2 separate regions of the Mus musculus genome follow, and region 2 is linked to region 1. The links are chromatin loops, found by intact Hi-C in ENCODE. Cell type or tissue: left cerebral cortex. All regions are shown on one strand. Links, peaks and the distances in the headings refer to the core of each region. The heading gives the core; the rest is flanking DNA. Region 1 holds the start of Zfp974 (zinc finger protein 974). Region 2 holds the start of Zfp59 (zinc finger protein 59).

Region 1 (8,335 bases), core at 89-8,088:
TCTCCAAACAAAAACATGACCAGGTCTATCTCAGCAATACCCCAGTCTCTGGTACCAACATCTGTCTTCTTAGTTAAGGCTTCCATTGTTGTGAAGAGACACCATGACCAAGGCAACTCTTTTAACAATATTTAATTGGGGCTGGCTTACAGGTTCAAAGGTTCAGTCCATTATCATCATGGCAGGAAGCATGGCAGGATCCAGGTAGGCATGGCTCTGAAGGAGCTGAGAGTTCTATATCTTGATCCGAAGGCAGACAGGAAAAGACTGGCTCACATGTGGCTAGGAAGAGGGTCGCCACCCGCCCCCCCCCCCCCCAGTGACATACTTCCCCCAATAAGGTCACACCTCCTAACAGTATAACTCACTATGGACCAAGCATATTCAACCCATCACAGCTATGCTGTCTAATGTAAAACTCTACTCTGCACCTCACTAATGATAGTACTTATTTAGGCAACAGCCATAATGTTCTATGCTTAATTTTCCCAATAATAACTGGGCATGGTGGCACACACACACATAGTCACACTCTTGAAGGACGTAGGCAAGGAGATGTGAAGTTCAAGGCTGGATTTAGTTGCATAGCTAGTCCATAGCTAGCATGCACTATAGAAGATGTGTCTTGAAAAAAGATGTAGTAATAGTAATAATAATAATAATAATAATAACAATAATAATAATAATAATAATAATAATAATAGAAAATAACATAGATTGAGGTAATGCTATTAACTGGATAGGGCTTTACTAAGATTAAATGCTATATTCAAATACTTTAAAGATTGACTTATACTAAAACAAAATCATTATTTTTGAACTTGCATTTATTTACTTATTCAGTAATGCTAGGGATGGAACCAGGGTTTTAAGCATGCTGGGAAAGGGTTAACATGACTGAGTTACTTCCTCAGCCATGGAAATTGCTTTCATTATTACTTATGCTGCCTTCCTTCACATTCACGCCTCATCCTTACAGATTTGCTCACTGAGAGAGACAAACTTCACACTCTAAAAATCCACTACAAAGCAGGTAAAGGAGGTGGTACTGAAGGAAACAGAATGTGTCCACTTCTGCTCTGAGTCAACTCTACTGATTCATTACTAAGTAAACCATAATGGCTCTCGTATTTAGTTCTGCATGTCCAGGGTGTGTATGTGTCCATGAGGGTGTGTGTAGGTATGCATGCATGCACGTATACAGTAGAGAACAGTGTGTTGGGTGTCTTTTCGTTCATTTTTCTCTACGTCTGTATCTGAGACAGGGTCTCTCACTGAACCTAGAGCTCACTGAGAGGACCAACAAGGGGTGGGCAAGCAGGCTCTATGAGGTCCTATTTTCAATCCATTAAATCTCACATTCTTCCTATGGTTAAAACGAAGGAACTCAGCTCCCTCTTTTAAAATTTTATTGATAAAAATTATTTTATGTGTTTGTGAGGATATTTCTGCATGTATAACTGAACACCACAAATGTGCATAGTGAAAGCCAGAAGAGGACATCCTATCCCCTGGAACTGGAAGTACACAGGGTTGTGAGCCACCTTGTGCTGCTGGGAATTGAGCCTGGATCCTCCCCAAGTACAGCTGGTTCTCTTAACAACCAAGCTATTTCTCTAGCCCCTAATTCTATTTATGGATTCATCTGCTTATTTCATTTATATGTTGATTTTGTTTTGTTTTATTTTGTTTGAAACAAGGCCTCACCCTGTAGACTAGGCTAGCCTGGAACTCAGGATGTATCTGAGGGTGATGTTGCACTCACAGCAATCTTCCTGCCTCAGCCTTCTCAGAGAAGCAATGACAGGAATCGGCCTCCATCCCAGCTTCAGCTACCACTGGAAAGATGGCACTGTCCTTTAATTCAGAGTGAGGAAAGCCCACAGTGTAGAGGACACATCCCCCATCCATGGGGCACAGGCTTACCCACTGAGACCAGGTTGCTGTAGGTCTCCAACATCATGTCCCTGTATAAGACCTTCTGAGTAGCATCCAGGCAGGCCCACTCCTCCTGAGAGAAGTCAACAGCCACATCCCTAAATGTCACTGACCCCTGAAAGAGCAAACACAAGGAGAGTGAAACTGGGGAAGCTTTCAAGATGGAAACCAGGAGGGAAAGGACTCAAGCGTGGGAAGGGAGCCATAAGGAAATGCTCAAGGCACCTGACTGCATGAGCCCCCCATAAACGACGACTGTGCCCACCTACATAGCCAATACCTGTGCCTCTCCACTCCACCCACATCCCTCAGGCTATACCCACAGAAGGGAAATGTCACCTGGGGTCAGGGTAAAACACATAAGGAATGCTGTGAGTCCTTGAGTTTATCATACTATCACATGATGTCATTAACATTTGTTGTCATAAGAATGATTTTATACACTATGCAAGAGGCCATAAACTTACTAAGTATAAGTACATATTATGTACATGTTAGGCTTAACCTCTTTCTTTCTTTCTTTCTTTCTTTCTTTCTTTCTTTCTTTCTTTCCATGAATGAAAACAAAACCTTCCAAGAAACAATGTGTCTCAGGTCCTTCTTGACTCTGGAGACTGCAGTCACCTCCCTATCACAGCCTGGATGACCTTTCCCTCTGACACCTGGACTCTCCCCTAAGGCTTCCTCGGGGAAGTCATCTCCTCACACCCATGCATAGGGGAAACTCTCCAACAATTCATCACCAGGCTGACAACACCACAGATGTCAATCAGGTTTCCCAGGGCACTCAATGAGACCATCCCCTCAAAGCTCTGAAGCCCCCAAGGCCCCTGTTTCCCTGTGGGACTGACACCTCCACTGCAGGGACAGTCCTCCCTGAGCACAGACCAAGCAGAGAGCACACGTGGAGAAATGCATTCAAAGACAACCGCAGTGCACGCTGGGAAGAAGCACAGACAGGAAGTGCTCAGACCTGCCAGCCCTCACTGGAAAGGGGCAGACTGGGCTGGGGGAATCCGGATCCTTGGGAAGCTTCAAGAGGGAAAGAGGGCAGGAGTCACCTAACCTGAAGTCACTCTATGTCCAAGAGAGAAAAACAACTTACACAGACCATGTCTTGGGAACTAGAGCTGGCCATTCTTCTTCAGGCTTCCTCCCCTGGGGGACAAAAAGAAAGCCATTCACTGCATTGTGACTTGATGTTCCCAGGCTGACTTCTGTCACTGTGATGTCATCGACTACACTTATTTCTCAAGCCTCCCCACTCACTCTCTCCCCTCCCACCGCTCACAGCCTCCCACACACAAATTGGAAGCACACAGGAGTCTACACAAAGCTGATCACCTCCTAACCCAGACAACCCACGGCCAAGGGGGCAGTGTGGGAGTGCAGGGCACAAACATATCTGCCTTGAACTCCTCCAGAAGAGGCCAGCAGAAGGGATCCATCTTCCACCCTGAGCTCCAGCTCGCCCTGCACCTGGGCCGCTCCTCCTACTGTGCGCAGATCTCAGATCTTCCTACTGGAACCCCACCTATCAAGGCTCACAGGGGCTCACAGCATCCAGGTGGCCCCTCCTGTGTAAACTCAGGGCTGAAGCACAGCGAGGCTGGAGGGGCTGCAGCTGTGATGCTCAGGCAGCGTCCAGCATTCTGTGCCCACTGTTAGTGAATGGGACTGTGCACCATGGACCACTCTCCTGAGAACCTTCCCTCATCTATGATAACACTTATGTTGTCTCAAGCCATGATCCTTTATGAAGATAATTAGCTGTAAAACATCCTGTCACAGGAGGTGAGTATATGTTTCCCTCTTTCCATATTATGGGAGATTTTGAACAAAATAATGCTAAGTTTGTTCTGGGTGTCCTAGGTCTTTTGATCCTAGAACTGAGTTTCTCAACCTCCGCAGGGCTGACACAACTGTCCTGCCTTGGGCTCTGTGAGGACCACCTTGTGCTCTGTAAAATTATCACACTGAACACAATACAAATTTTAAAATTCTGCTCTTCATTATTACCTTCATTTCGTTTTCTCCTTGTTTTGAAACAGGTTCTCATTTTGTAGCACACCCCTCCTGGAACTTGCTATGTGGATCAAACTGATCCTTAATTTACAATGATCCTCCTGCTTCTGCCTCCCAAAATGCTGAGATTAAAATGTACACTGTACAGACTAGAGCTTATGAGTCATTTCCTTAAATATACAACCAGTATTTGCATTCTTTCTAACACTCCCTTGTCCTGCCATACCCTGCAGACAATGAACCCAAGATGAGCACTGTCTATAATGTGGGGAAAGGAAGTGATTTAGGGAGAAAAAGTCAAGGGTAATTGAAATGGTCATGTGAACACCAGGACCTAAGGGCAGGGACAACGTAAGGGCCACAGCGGTGGAGGTATGAATGTGTACGTTCACCTACCTGCATTTACTGACAATTCCATATTATAAAATTGAAAACTCATTTCTCAAACAGAAAAGAAGAGTACACTCATCCTTGACTCTTAGATGGGCAGCAATAATGATCCCATCCTTCTCAAGCCCTCCTTTTGACTGATGGCCTTCGCGGGGAGCCTGCGCAAGGATGAGATCCCCATCATGCTCTGGCAGCATCCGCACTGAGCACTTTCCTTCAGTTCCCTCAACACTCACACAGCTAGGGCTCTGAGAAAGTCATGGAATTCAACAAGTAACCACCCTCCTAGGTCACCCTCGGTGGCACTTTCAGCCCCAAATGCTCCTCCCAAGCTCAAGTCTGTACCTAGCCTGACCTCTCCTTACTGAAACTTAGTCCTCTGCTTTGGTTCCTGTGGTCGCGAGGGAAAGTTGGAGCAGAAAGCGACGCGCACAGAGCCCCAGATAATGCAGAGAGATCAAGGTGTGGACACACACACACACACACACTATCACATCAACAAACAGCGACCCTATACGACCGTCCGCACACGCCCACTCCCAGCCGGCTGCCTCAGGCCTTACTCCATGGAGACCGAAGCCAACCTGAAATTTCTTCCGCCGACCACAAAGATCGGACCTTCCGCATTAGCGGCACCAGAACACCAAAAGCCTATGCGCTAGTTTCGGCGTGGTGACCCTAAAAAATGCAGTTATCACCAGCAAAGCCCCCGTGAAGCCCGGCTCTTGGGGGCGGGGATGCCAGATCTGCGAGCGGAGCCCAGTGGTTTGTGGGAGTTCCCACGGGGGTGCGCGCTTAAAGGGGAGGCGCCCTCCTTTGAGTAAAAGTTACTTCCGGTTCTGCGGGGAACTGATTTTCTCGCCCTTAAAAAGGCAGGGATGCTCTAGATAGAAAATGTGACTGAGGACCACATGCTATGCAACAACCGTACTGTGTCTGTTAGACAGGCTAGACGATCCTCATAATAAAACTAGTCGCATTGAAAGTACTGTAATCGGTCTAAAAGCTAAAGTACAGGTTTGTCACATTAGATTTGAAAAGAGGTCAGACCCAGCTATCTGTTAACTTCAGAAAATATGTTAAAGATAAATACTCTAGCAGATTCAAAGTGACCATCTTTACATAATCAAAAGAAAACTCAAGTCGATTATAAAATGGAGGCAGATTTGGGGGCAAAGAACATTGCCAGTGATAATAAAGAGGCCAAGACATCAAGTGATAGTAAACATGGCTGGGCGTGGTAGCAATGGCTTTTATCCCAGCGATGGGGAGGTACAGCCAGCTGCATGTCTGTGAGAAGAGACCACCGAGGACTACCCAGTGAAACCCTGTCTAAGAACTAAAATACACTCAGATTATGGTGGCACATGCCTTTTACTCTTTTTGTGTCTGAGTTACCTCACTCAGGATATTTTCTAGTTGCACCCATTTGCCTGCAAAACTCATGATGTCCTCATTCTTAATAGCTAAATACTATCCCATTATGTAAATGACCCACATTTTCTGTATCCATTTTTCCATTGGGGGACATCTGGGTTGTTTCCAGCTTCTGGCTTTCACAGATAAGACCTCTATGAACACAGTGGATTTGTGGTATGGTGGGGCATCTTTTGGGTATATTCCAAGAGTGGTATAGCTGGGTCTTTGTGGTTGATCTATTTCCAAACTTCTGAGGATCCTCGAGATTGATTTCCAGAGTAGTTGTATCAGTTGGCAATCCCACCAACAATGTCTTAGAGCTCAGGCTCTAAGATCCAGAATTGATAAATGGGACCTCATAAAACTGGAAAGCTTCTGTAAGGCAAAGGACGTAGTCAGGACAAATCAGCAACCTATAGAGTGGGACAAAACTTCACTAACCCCACATCCTATAGAGGGTTAATATCCAAAATATATAAAGAACTCAAGAAGCTAAGCTTCAAAAATCCAAACAACCCAACCACAAAATAAGGTATAGAGCTAAACAGAGAATTCACAACAGAGGAATCCCAAATGATGGAGAAGCACTTAAAGAAATGTTCAAAGTCCTTAGTGATCAGGGAAATGCAAATCAAAATGACCTGAGATTCTACCTTACAACAATCAGAATGGCTAAGACAAAAAACTCCGGTGACAGCACTTGTTTCTACTGCACTTTTGAAACTTAAAGACTGTATCTATTTTTAAGATATCCCATAGGCTAATACTAGACCAGGAGTCCCCAGCTATATCTAGGTGACTGTTTCTGCAAAGCTTCCTGTTTTGTTATTCCACTGGCTTTTGGATCATTTATAAAGATGCTTAGCCTTCTGTCATGCCAATGTGTTCCGTCCTCCTTTCTCTCCACAGTGTGATTCTGGTCAGTCTGCTCCATCACAGTTCTTTTCTTAGTGCTACCCCTTATCCTTCATGGAAGTAAAATCAGATAATTGCCCTCCATTTTCTCCACAGGAGCTGTGTGGTGCTGAATACGTAACTAGAGATTAATGTCCACCACAAGCGTTTCCTTAGCTGCAGTCACTTGAATTCCTCCTGGGGTTCTGCAGGCCACATCCCCAGTCTCAGCTCTTTCTGCCTCTGTCTCCTGCTCTGTGTGTGCATAGCTTTCCCTCCTCCTCACACCTCTGTCTCCTGCTCTGTGTGTGCATAGCTTCCCCTCCTCCTCCTCACCTCTGTCTCCTGCTCTGTGTGTGCATAGCTTCCCCCTCCTCCTCTCACCTCTGTCTCCTGCTCTGTGTGTGCATAGCTTCCCCTCCTCCTCACCTCTGTCTCCTGCTCTGTGTGTGCATAGCTTCCCCCTCCTCCTCACCTCTGTCTCCTGCTCTGTGTGTGCAAAGCTTCCCCCTCCTCCTCACCTCTGTCTCCTGCTCTGTGTGTGCATAGCTTCCCCTCCTCCTCACACCTCTGTCTCCTGCTCTGTGTGTGCATAGCTTCCCCTCCTCCTCCTCACCTCTGTCTCCTGCTCTGTGTGTGCATAGCTTCCCCCTCCTCCTCTCACCTCTGTCTCCTGCTCTGTGTGTGCATAGCTTCCCCTCCTCCTCACCTCTGTCTCCTGCTCTGTGTGTGCATAGCTTCCCCCTCCTCCTCACCTCTGTCTCCTGCTCTGTGTGTGCAAAGCTTCCCCCTCCTCCTCACCTCTGTCTCCTGCTCTGTGTGTGCAAAGCTTCCCCCTCCTCCTCACCTCTGTCTCCTGCTCTGTGTGTGCAAAGCTTCCCCCTCCTCCTCACCTCTGTCTCCTGCTCTGTGTGTTCATAGCTTCCCCCTCCTCCTCACCTCTGTCTCCTGCTCTGTGTGTGCATAGCTTCCCCCTCCTCCTCCTCCTCACCTCTGTCTCCTGCTCTGTGTGTGCAAAGCTTCCCCCTCCTCCTCACCTCTGTCTCCTGCTCTGTGTGTGCATAGCTTCCCCTCCTCCTCACCTCTGTCTCCTGCTCTGTGTGTGCATAGCTTCCCCCTCCTCCTCACACAAAGATGCATCTGTGTTTCTTTCCAAGTTTTCTCTCCTGCTTCTGAAGGTGACTGTAGGCATGTGTTGAGAAATCCCTTCATCCCCTTCCCCCTTCCTTCCTCCACCCTCTTCTAGATCTATCCGTGAGTGAGCCACCCCTCTCCACAATGAACATTGATTTCCATACTTCCGTCATGTTCTTGTGGGGAGTTTTGGTTGCCGCTGTTCATTTTGTTTTTGTTTGATTTTGGTTATAGTCTTTTCTACATAAGATTTCTCTGTGTGGCCTTGGCTGTCCTTTGTGTTCCTCTGCAGACCAGGCTGGCCTCGAACTCAGAGATCTGTTGCCTCCGCCTCCTGAGTGCTGGGATTACATGTGTGTGCCACCATAATTGGCTGAATATTTATATTTTAAATATGTCAGACCTGAATCTACTGAATATGAAGTATGCCTATTGTAATTAGCGAGCCTGGGCCGCTGCCTTCCCCCCCCCTCAATGCTGAACGACCTTTAAATCCCAAGGAGTCCTGGATCGCCTGGGACTACATTTACTGAAT
Region 2 (8,335 bases), core at 82-8,081, 90 kb before region 1:
GGCAAAACTTATGGAGGACACGTGATGTTTGGAGAAGGTATAAATGGTACTCAGTAGACAGTGACTGCACACTTGCATACCTAGCTTTGTAATGCTTCCTTGGGCTTGTGTCTTCAATGATCTTCACTGAACTTCACTTCATTAAGAGAGGCATGACAGACAACTTCTCCTGGTGTTGGGGCTGATCCTGGTCAGTCTTGCTGACTCATGCCCATTCGGTGGAAGCCTAGTGGTTTCTGCAACATCATGTCACCACTGCTGATTCATGTTTGGTGTCCTGACACTGCTGAACTGGACTGCTGGTATTGTGACAATGGAGATTGGAATTGCCCCAAAGAACTACTTCTAAACAGGTCCACATCCCCTTGTCCTTTTTATCATCTTTTCTCCCCTACCTTTGGACAGTGGGCTAGAAGGCAGGTCAAAGCATTTGAGAACCCATAATAAAAACCTAAGCCTACACACACACACACATACATATATACATACATACATATATACGTATATACATACATATACATATACAGATGCATACATACATAATACATACACACAGACACACATACATATATACACACATTCACACATACATACATACACATACTCTCACGATTGTTATAGTTAATGAATCACTTATGCTAGTGCCTCCCTAGAAGAAATCCTGGGCTTTGGGGCATAATTGCTTTTATTCAGAAGCTAGCTCTGCCTCTCATTAACTGAATTTGGGTGGGTAAAGATCTCCTCAACTCTCCTTTTACATTGATGAGTGCACAGTCTATGATAAAGAACCCATCACATTAAAGATCCTAAAGATGACTGATTTTTTAAAATTTTATTTAATGTTCTTTGCTGCATATATATCTGCCTGCCTGAAGAGGGCATCTGATCCCCCTTAAAAATGGTTGTGAACCACCATGTGTTTGCTGGGAATTGAACTCATGACCTCTGGAAGAGCAGCCAGTGCTTTTAGTCATTGAGCCATCTCACCAGCCCAAGATGGCTGGTTTTGTTTGGTTGGTTGTTTTTTGTTTTTGTTTTTTTCTTTTGGTTTTTTTTTTTTTTTTTTTTGAGACAGCTAGAGATATTCTTAAAGTCACTTGTTCTTCTCACAGCCTGTACCAGCGGCTTTTGTGTGCCAATGTAACACAAGCTAGAGTGCTCACAGAGAAAGGAGCCTCAGTGAGGAAATGCCTCCATGAGTGTGGGTGCTTACAGATTCCAAAAGATGACACTGGATCTCCAGGAGATGAAGTGACAGGCAGTTGAGAGCCTTTCAGTATGAGTGCTAGGAACCAAACTGGGGTCCTATATAAGAGCAGTGCTCACTCTCAAATGCTGATCCAGTCTGCAGCCCCACTTTTCTTTTTCCTCTTTCTAACTTTCTATGTTGCTTGCTTGCTTGCTTGCTTGCTTGCTTGCTTGCTTGCTTGCTTGCTTTGCAAGACAGGTCTCATCCTGTAGCTCAGGCTGATCTTGAACTCCTGGCTCTCTTGCCTCACTCTTTCCAGCTCTGGGATGCTGGGATTGCAGGTTCTTCCATATCCAGCTAAATAGGTTGTTCTTTCATTGCGTATAAGGAAGAACTTGCAGAGAATACAGTTTTCTCCAATGCAGCCTCACTGGGTATATCCACCATACCCGAGGACAGGCCACATGCCCAGAAATAATTGGCTAACACAAAATAAACTCAGTGGTATTTGTGTGGACCTTTTGCTTCATTTTGTGTTGTTTTGGTATTTTAGTTTCTGTCCTATAGGTCATAAAGCCTTATTCACTTGTATGCATCTGCATGTACACCACTTCCCACACACATGTAGACAGGCACACTACACTCACATGATAACTAGAAGAAAAGAAGATGAAGAAGGGAATGAACAAGCTCTCCCTCAGTAAGTGGCATTGTCACAGGCCACCCAGAGCCTCATGGGATTTAAAGAGATTTCGGCATAGATGGGAACGAAAGGCAGCTGCCCAGGTTCATTGATTACTATAGGTGCACTCAATTAGACTGAGATCTCTCTTACTTAGGGTTTTATACTGCTGTGAAGAGACACCATGACCACAGCAAGTCTTATAATGAAAAATATTTAACCGAGGCTGGCTTACAGGTAGGAGGTTTAGTCCATCATCATTATGGGGGCAATCATGGCAGTGTGCAGACAGTCAAGGCACTGCAGAGGTAGTTGAAAGTTGTATATCTGGACCTAAGACATCAGGAAGATAGAGAAACACAGGGTCTTGCTTGAGCTCCTGAAACTTCCAAGTTCACCCCCATGTGACACACTTCCTCCCTCAAAGCCACAAATACTCTGCTCAGGACATACCCCCAATAATGCCACTTCACATGAGTCTATGGGGGTGTGACATTATTCTAAACCTAACATTCAGCCAGATGGTGGTGCACACCTTAATTCTAGCACTTGGGAGGCAGAGGCAGGCAGATCTGAGTTCAAGGCCAGCTTGATCTACAGGGAAAGTTTTAGGACGGCCAAGGCCACACAGAGTAAACCTTGTGTCAAAAAAAAAAAAAAAACCCAAACAAACAAAAAGCAAAACAAAACAAAAACCAAGCCCAATCAACCAAAAGCAAAACCTAAGCAGCAACAACCAAAACCCCACATAAGAACATGATAGAGTATGGAAATCAGTGCTCATTGTGGAGAGGGGCGGCTCACTCACAGGATAGATGTGGAAGAGAAGAGGATGGGTGTGAAGTGAGGGTCCATCAGGAAGGGGGAAGGGAATGCAGGGATTTCTCAACACATGCCTACAGTCACCTTCAGAAGCAGGAGAGGAGAAAACTTGAAAAGAAACACAGATGCATCTTTGTGTGAGGAGGAGGAGGGAGAAGCTATGCACACACAGAGCAGGAGACAGAGGCAGAAAGAGCTGAGAGCTGAGACTGGGGATGTGGCCTGCAGCACCCCAGGAAGAATTCAAGTGACTGTAGCTAAGGAAACACTTATGGTGGACATTAATCTCTAGTTACGTATTCAGCGCCCCATGGCTCCTGTGGAGAAAACAGAGGGCAATTAACTGATTTTACTTCCATGAAGGATAAGGGGTAGCACTAAGAAAAGAACTGTGACACAGGAAAGATGGAGCAGACCGACCAGAATCACACTGTGGAGAGAAAGGAGGACGGAACACATTGGATGACAGAAGGCTAAGCATCTTTATAAATGATCCAAAAGCCGGTGAAACAAAACCCAAGCTTTGCAGAAGCAGTCACTTGGGTCTGTCTGGAGACTCCTTGCCTACCTCAGTAATCTGCTCGTGGGATAACTCAAAATAGATGGAGTCTTTAATATTTAAAAGTGCAATACAAAATATATGAAGTAATAGATGCCCCGCCAAGAAAAAAGGATAAAAGAGAAAGCTTTCCACAGCAACATCTTCAGGTAATGAGCGTTTCTCCCACAGGTGAGCGTACAGGAACAGTTCCCTTTCCAGATCCCCTCGTGTCATTAGAGCTTAAGTGTCTCCATTTTTATTGACTTCACTCAGAGTTGAGATGCTGTCCAAATCAGCTATGCTCTGTTGCTCTTGGAGGGTGTTGTTCTATCAGTTTTTTAAATTGACAACATTTGAATGTGTTGATTGATTTTGCTATCATTCCCTATTGTTCTAGCGGGACTTCCCCCCTCTTCATGTTTAAAGGTGTGCTATTTGAGTATACTCTGAGTTAATTTTGTTTATGTATTTATGTACTTATTTGTTTGAGACATTTGGGGTATCCTCTGAATTTTAGTTTATTTAGTCCTTTCAAGACAGTAGGAGTGTATTCTGAGTTTATTTTTAATTAATTTTTTTCAGACACCTCCTCTGCCTCCTTAGGGCGGTGACTAAAGGCATGTGCCACCATAATCTGAGTGTATTTTAGTTCTTAGACAGGGTTTCACTGGGTAGTCCTCGGTGGTCTCTTCTCACAGACATGCAGCTGGCTGTGCCTCCCCATCGCTGGGATAAAAGCCATTGCTACCACGCCCATGTTTACTGTCACTTGATGACTTGGCCTCTTTATTAATCTACCTCCATTTTATAATCGACCTGAGTTTTCTTTTGATCATGCGAAGATGGTTACTTTGAATCTGCTAGAGTATTTATCTTTAATATATTTTCTGTAGTTAACACATAGCTGGGTCTGACTTTTCAAATCTAAATGTGGCAAATTTTGGCGTTTAGACGATTTACAGTACTTTTAATGCGATTAGTTTTATTAAGAGGCTCGTCTAGCCTGCCTAACGGACACAGTTCTGTTGGTACATAGCGATACGGTCCTCAGTCACATTTTCTATCTAAAGCAGGGAATTCAGACTCCTCCGTCTTCTCTACAGGAGAAAGAAAATCAGTTACGCGGAGAACCGGAAGTACCTTTTGCTCAAAGGAGGGCGCCTCCCCTTTAAGCGCGCACCCACGTGGGCACTCCCACAAGCCACTGGACTCGGTTTTCTGATGGGCTGGCCCGAGTTGCACGCCGGGATCTCCGGGACGCTCCAGGCTTCTCCAGGGCTTTGCTTGTGACAACTGTGTTTTCCGGGACCACCGCGCCGGAAGTAGCGCATAGGCTTTTGGTTTATGTCTCCCCAGAGTAAGACCGGAGCCAGCGGGCTGGGAGGGGTGTGTACAGGCGGTGGGGTGGCTGTATGGTGTGTGTGTGTGTGTGTGTGTGTGTCTTTGAGTCTAACTGTATACACACCTTGAGCTCTCTGCATAATCTGTGTCTCTGTGCTTGTCGCTGTCTGCTCCTGCTTTCTCTCAGGGACACAGGGACTAAAGCAGAGGACCAAGCTTCAGTAAGGGGAGGTCAGGTGCGGGGTCTGAAGGGAAGCTTTCCCCGAGGCTCAGACTTGAGCTTAGGGCTATAATTTAAGGACGGGGGTGTCGTCTTGGAGGGAGGGTACTTGTTGAGTCCCCTGACTTTCTCAGAGCTGCAGCCATTGAGCATGCTCTCAGATATGGTCTGCGATCTCATGCTTACTCAGGCTTCCCTAGGTGGCCATTCCAAAGGAGGGCTGGAGAGGGATGTGGATTCAAGAATGAGTTTTCTGTTTCTGTTTGAAAAATGAGGTTTTAGTTTTAGAATATGGAATGGAAGTGAGGGAAGGAGGAACAGGCGAATTGATACCTCCACCATTGTGTCCCTTACATTGTCCCTGCCCTTTCCACTTAGTTTCAATGATCCGTGGCGTCTTCTCCCACAATCTCTACCTTTTCCTGAGATGTTGTAACTAGGAATTTCTAGAGGGTAGCGTTAGGGCTCTCAACTAAATCAATTTGTATCTTGATGGTGTCACACCTCAGATGGCCTTTGATCTTTACAGGCCTTCATTCGAAGCAAGGGAAGAATGTAGGCGATAGATGGTCTGGTCACCAGGGAGGATTTGGGGAGTGGGAAAGTAATAGCACTGAATTTGGCATCCTTGAGGACTAGGTATTTTGTGTGTGTGTGTGTGTGTGTGTGTGTGTGTGTGTGTGTAAAATGGGTAATGTTGGCCAGATGCAGATGAGCAATGCCATGTTTAAATATAGGGATGTGGATCTGTGGTATCCCGTTGGAGTCTTGGTTCTGTCCCCTCAGGCTCTCCAGGCCTGTCAGGAACCTTAGGATGCCTGTGGTGAAGTCTGTTAGCGCAGTGCCGCCATATCCTAAGGGCCTGGTGTGCTTTAGTTGTTGCTCTGTGAGGTCATTTTGGGTTCCTTACCTGGTTATTGCCGCTGGGACAGGGCCAGGGGATGTGGGCCACAAGCGTGGATGGCTGCTCCGGACCTAAGGCTGGTTTGTATAATCATGTACATTCCCTCTTTTAAGGAAAGTCCCCCCCTCTTAATGATAATGTCTCCGTGATAATCAAAGACAGCATGAGTCAAGGTGTGGCTAATGTCTCCACAAAATGGGACCTTCAGAACAGCACTTAAGGCTGTGGGAAAGAACTCTAAAAACATGGATTCAAAAACAAATAATTTCTCAAATAATGAGGATGCGGTATGAATTATATGAGGGGGCTTCAGGAAGAGCCAAGGCAGCTACAGTAGGAGCCAACTTGTCAGGAAACCACTAAGGGAGGAGGTAACGGGGATTAGGGAGTGGCAATTGTAGGAGATCCCACCCCGCTATGGTTTTTGTTTGTGCATTAAAGGGCAGATGGATTCCTGAGCTCAAGGTCAGCCGGGGACTCTTTAATTTAGGCCCACGAGTGGTATAAATGGTAATTTCCGTACAGGGTCCCACCCTGTTAGTTTATCTTTTGTGTAACTGCGGCAGGCAGATCTCTGAATTCTTTTGCAACTCTAAAAAGAAGGTTGTTTGTGTTTGCAGTCTCCTAAGAATTAAGGGGCAGGGTTGGGGGGGTGGGTTCCACTTGATGCTGATTCATTGGCTAGTCCAAAGGGAACCTGGAGTAAATGACTGGATTGATGTGTAAAATAAAAGACAAGGTTTTGATCTGCAAGAGATGAGTTATCCAGAGAAATTTTCTAGAACAGCAAGAGAGAACTTCTTGGAGAGCTGTCTCAAGCAGAAGAGAGAGAGAGAGTGAGAGAGTAGGTGCTATCTGGAAAGCTCCAGGAAACAGACCAGAGAGGAAGCATGCTGTTGAGTTGTCTCGGGCAGAGCTCAGGCTGCTGGCTTTGACTCATCCTGCTGTTTGACTTGGAGTTCTTTGATTTTGCTGCTCCCAGACACCCCTTCCTTCCTCAGAACCCCTCTCCAGCCTGAGGCTGTTCCTAGGTAGTCATCGTGTTTCACAATGTATCTCTTGAGCGTCTGCTGTGGCTGACATTTTGTAGTCCTTGATCGGCTTCTTCCCAGCTCTCCCACTGTCAACGATGGCGCTGCACATCCAGCCTCCGCCACTCAAACCCCAGTAACCGGCATCTTACTGTTCCTAGGAGAAAACAGCTTCAGCTTCTGCATGAGTGAGGTCGTGGGTGTTTGTCTTTTATTTAAAGACTGATTGATTTTCTTCATAATTGTGTGTGGGGAGCTGTGTGTACATGAGCACAGGTGCCCTCAGAGACCTCAGGTACAGCATCCCCTGGAGCTGGACTTCCAGGCACTGTAGCTGTCAGGAAACTGAACTCTGTCCTCTGGAAAAGCCGTAGTGGCTCTCAGCCCCTGAGCCATCCCCAGCCCCCGCAATTGCTTTTTTCTCTTTAGTGTATTGCACGTGTTATTCTCCGTGTGCATCCATGTTGTAGTAAATGGTTCACTGTGTGTGAGCCCCATCCTCCATGTGCTTGGTCCATTCATGTGTTGGTGGGGTCCCGTATCACTGCTATGGAAATGATGCTGGAATGAAAGCGAGAGTGTGACTATCTCTTGGAAGTGTATAAAATGTATACATATTATAAATAATCATAGAATGCATAAATGTGTATGGTGGAGATGCTCAGTGGGTGCAGTGCCTGAAAGCATGGAACAGTGCAGTGCCAGATGCAGCAGTGCATGTCTGCAGTCCCAGCCCTCCTGTGGCAAGAAGTGGGGTGGAGACAAGAGAATCCCTGGCAGGCTGGCTAGCCTGGTGTACGCAGAGGGAGGAGGAAAGGCAGGATAACGGAAGAAGGAAAATCTATATGTAAATATTGTGGGCAGACAAAACTGTAAAATTTTATAAAATTATCTGACATGTACTTGAGAGGTGTCCATGCTGGTGCATGGCTGTAATCTCAGCATGGATGGAGGAAGGAGCTTTAGGAGTTCAGGGTCAGCCTGAGATATAGAAGAGGCCGTCTCAAAAACAAACAAACAACCCCACAGTGGATTGCACCAAGGCTTAGACCTGTTGGCTGGAGCACTGGGTCCCCATTTGGTGATGGCTGCTCCCTGGTGCAGCATCTTAGGGAGGTCTGAGGGTTGTGTGTGCTGCCCAGAGCTTGTGAGTGGAGGGTCAGTGCTGCTGAGTGTAGTACAGAGCACAAGATGGTCCTCACACAGCCCAAGACAGAACAGTTGTGTCAGCCGTGCGGAGGTTGAGAAACTCAGTTCTAAGATCAAAAAGACCTAGGACACCTGAACAAATTTAGTAATGTTTTGTTCAAAATCTCACATAATATGGAAAGAGGGAAACATATCAAACTCACCTCCTGTGACAGGATGTTTTACAGCTAATTATCTTCATAAAGGATCATGGCTTAATTGAGACAACATAAGTGTTATCATAGATGAGGGAAGGTTCTCAGGAGAGTGGTCCATGGTGCACAGTCCCATTCACTAACAGTGGGCACAGAATGCTGGACGCTGCCTGAGCACTGCAGCCCCTCCAGCCTCGCTGTGCTTCAGCCCTGAGTTTACACAGGAGGGGCCACCTGGATGCTGTGAGCCCCTGTGAGCCTT

Evidence for each region. Hi-C counts contacts between places; a loop is a spot of excess contacts. Peaks named below come from ENCODE experiments on the same cell type or tissue, not always from the same donor. Only the 100,000 strongest peaks of a DNase experiment are listed, where the experiment ranks them.
Region 2: a loop joins it to region 1, with 9 times the contacts of the local background. A loop is called at or near these places in 14 of 42 quality-filtered maps.

What each region holds. Positions count from the first base shown.
Region 1 is chr7:27,924,358-27,932,692 of GRCm38, forward strand. It overlaps Zfp974 (zinc finger protein 974), which reads right to left and starts at 5,101. Exons shown (of 5, transcript NM_001374027.1): 1 at 4,938-5,101; 2 at 3,044-3,096; 3 at 1,927-2,053. The coding sequence starts at 3,076. It overlaps Gm26891 (a long non-coding RNA gene), which reads left to right and starts at 2,051. Exons shown (of 2, transcript XR_881914.3): 1 at 2,051-3,732; 2 at 3,990-4,117. In left cerebral cortex, for the core only: no CTCF peak of the experiment used is centred there; DNase peaks (open chromatin) are centred at 4,350, 4,550, 5,097 and 7,885; H3K4me3 peaks cover 1,365 bases; H3K27ac peaks cover 847 bases.
Region 2 is chr7:27,834,119-27,842,453 of GRCm38, forward strand. Zfp59 (zinc finger protein 59) reads left to right here and starts at 4,466. Exons shown (of 5, transcript NM_011762.3): 1 at 4,466-4,591. In left cerebral cortex, for the core only: no CTCF peak of the experiment used is centred there; DNase peaks (open chromatin) are centred at 3,960 and 4,437; H3K4me3 peaks cover 1,558 bases; H3K27ac peaks cover 884 bases.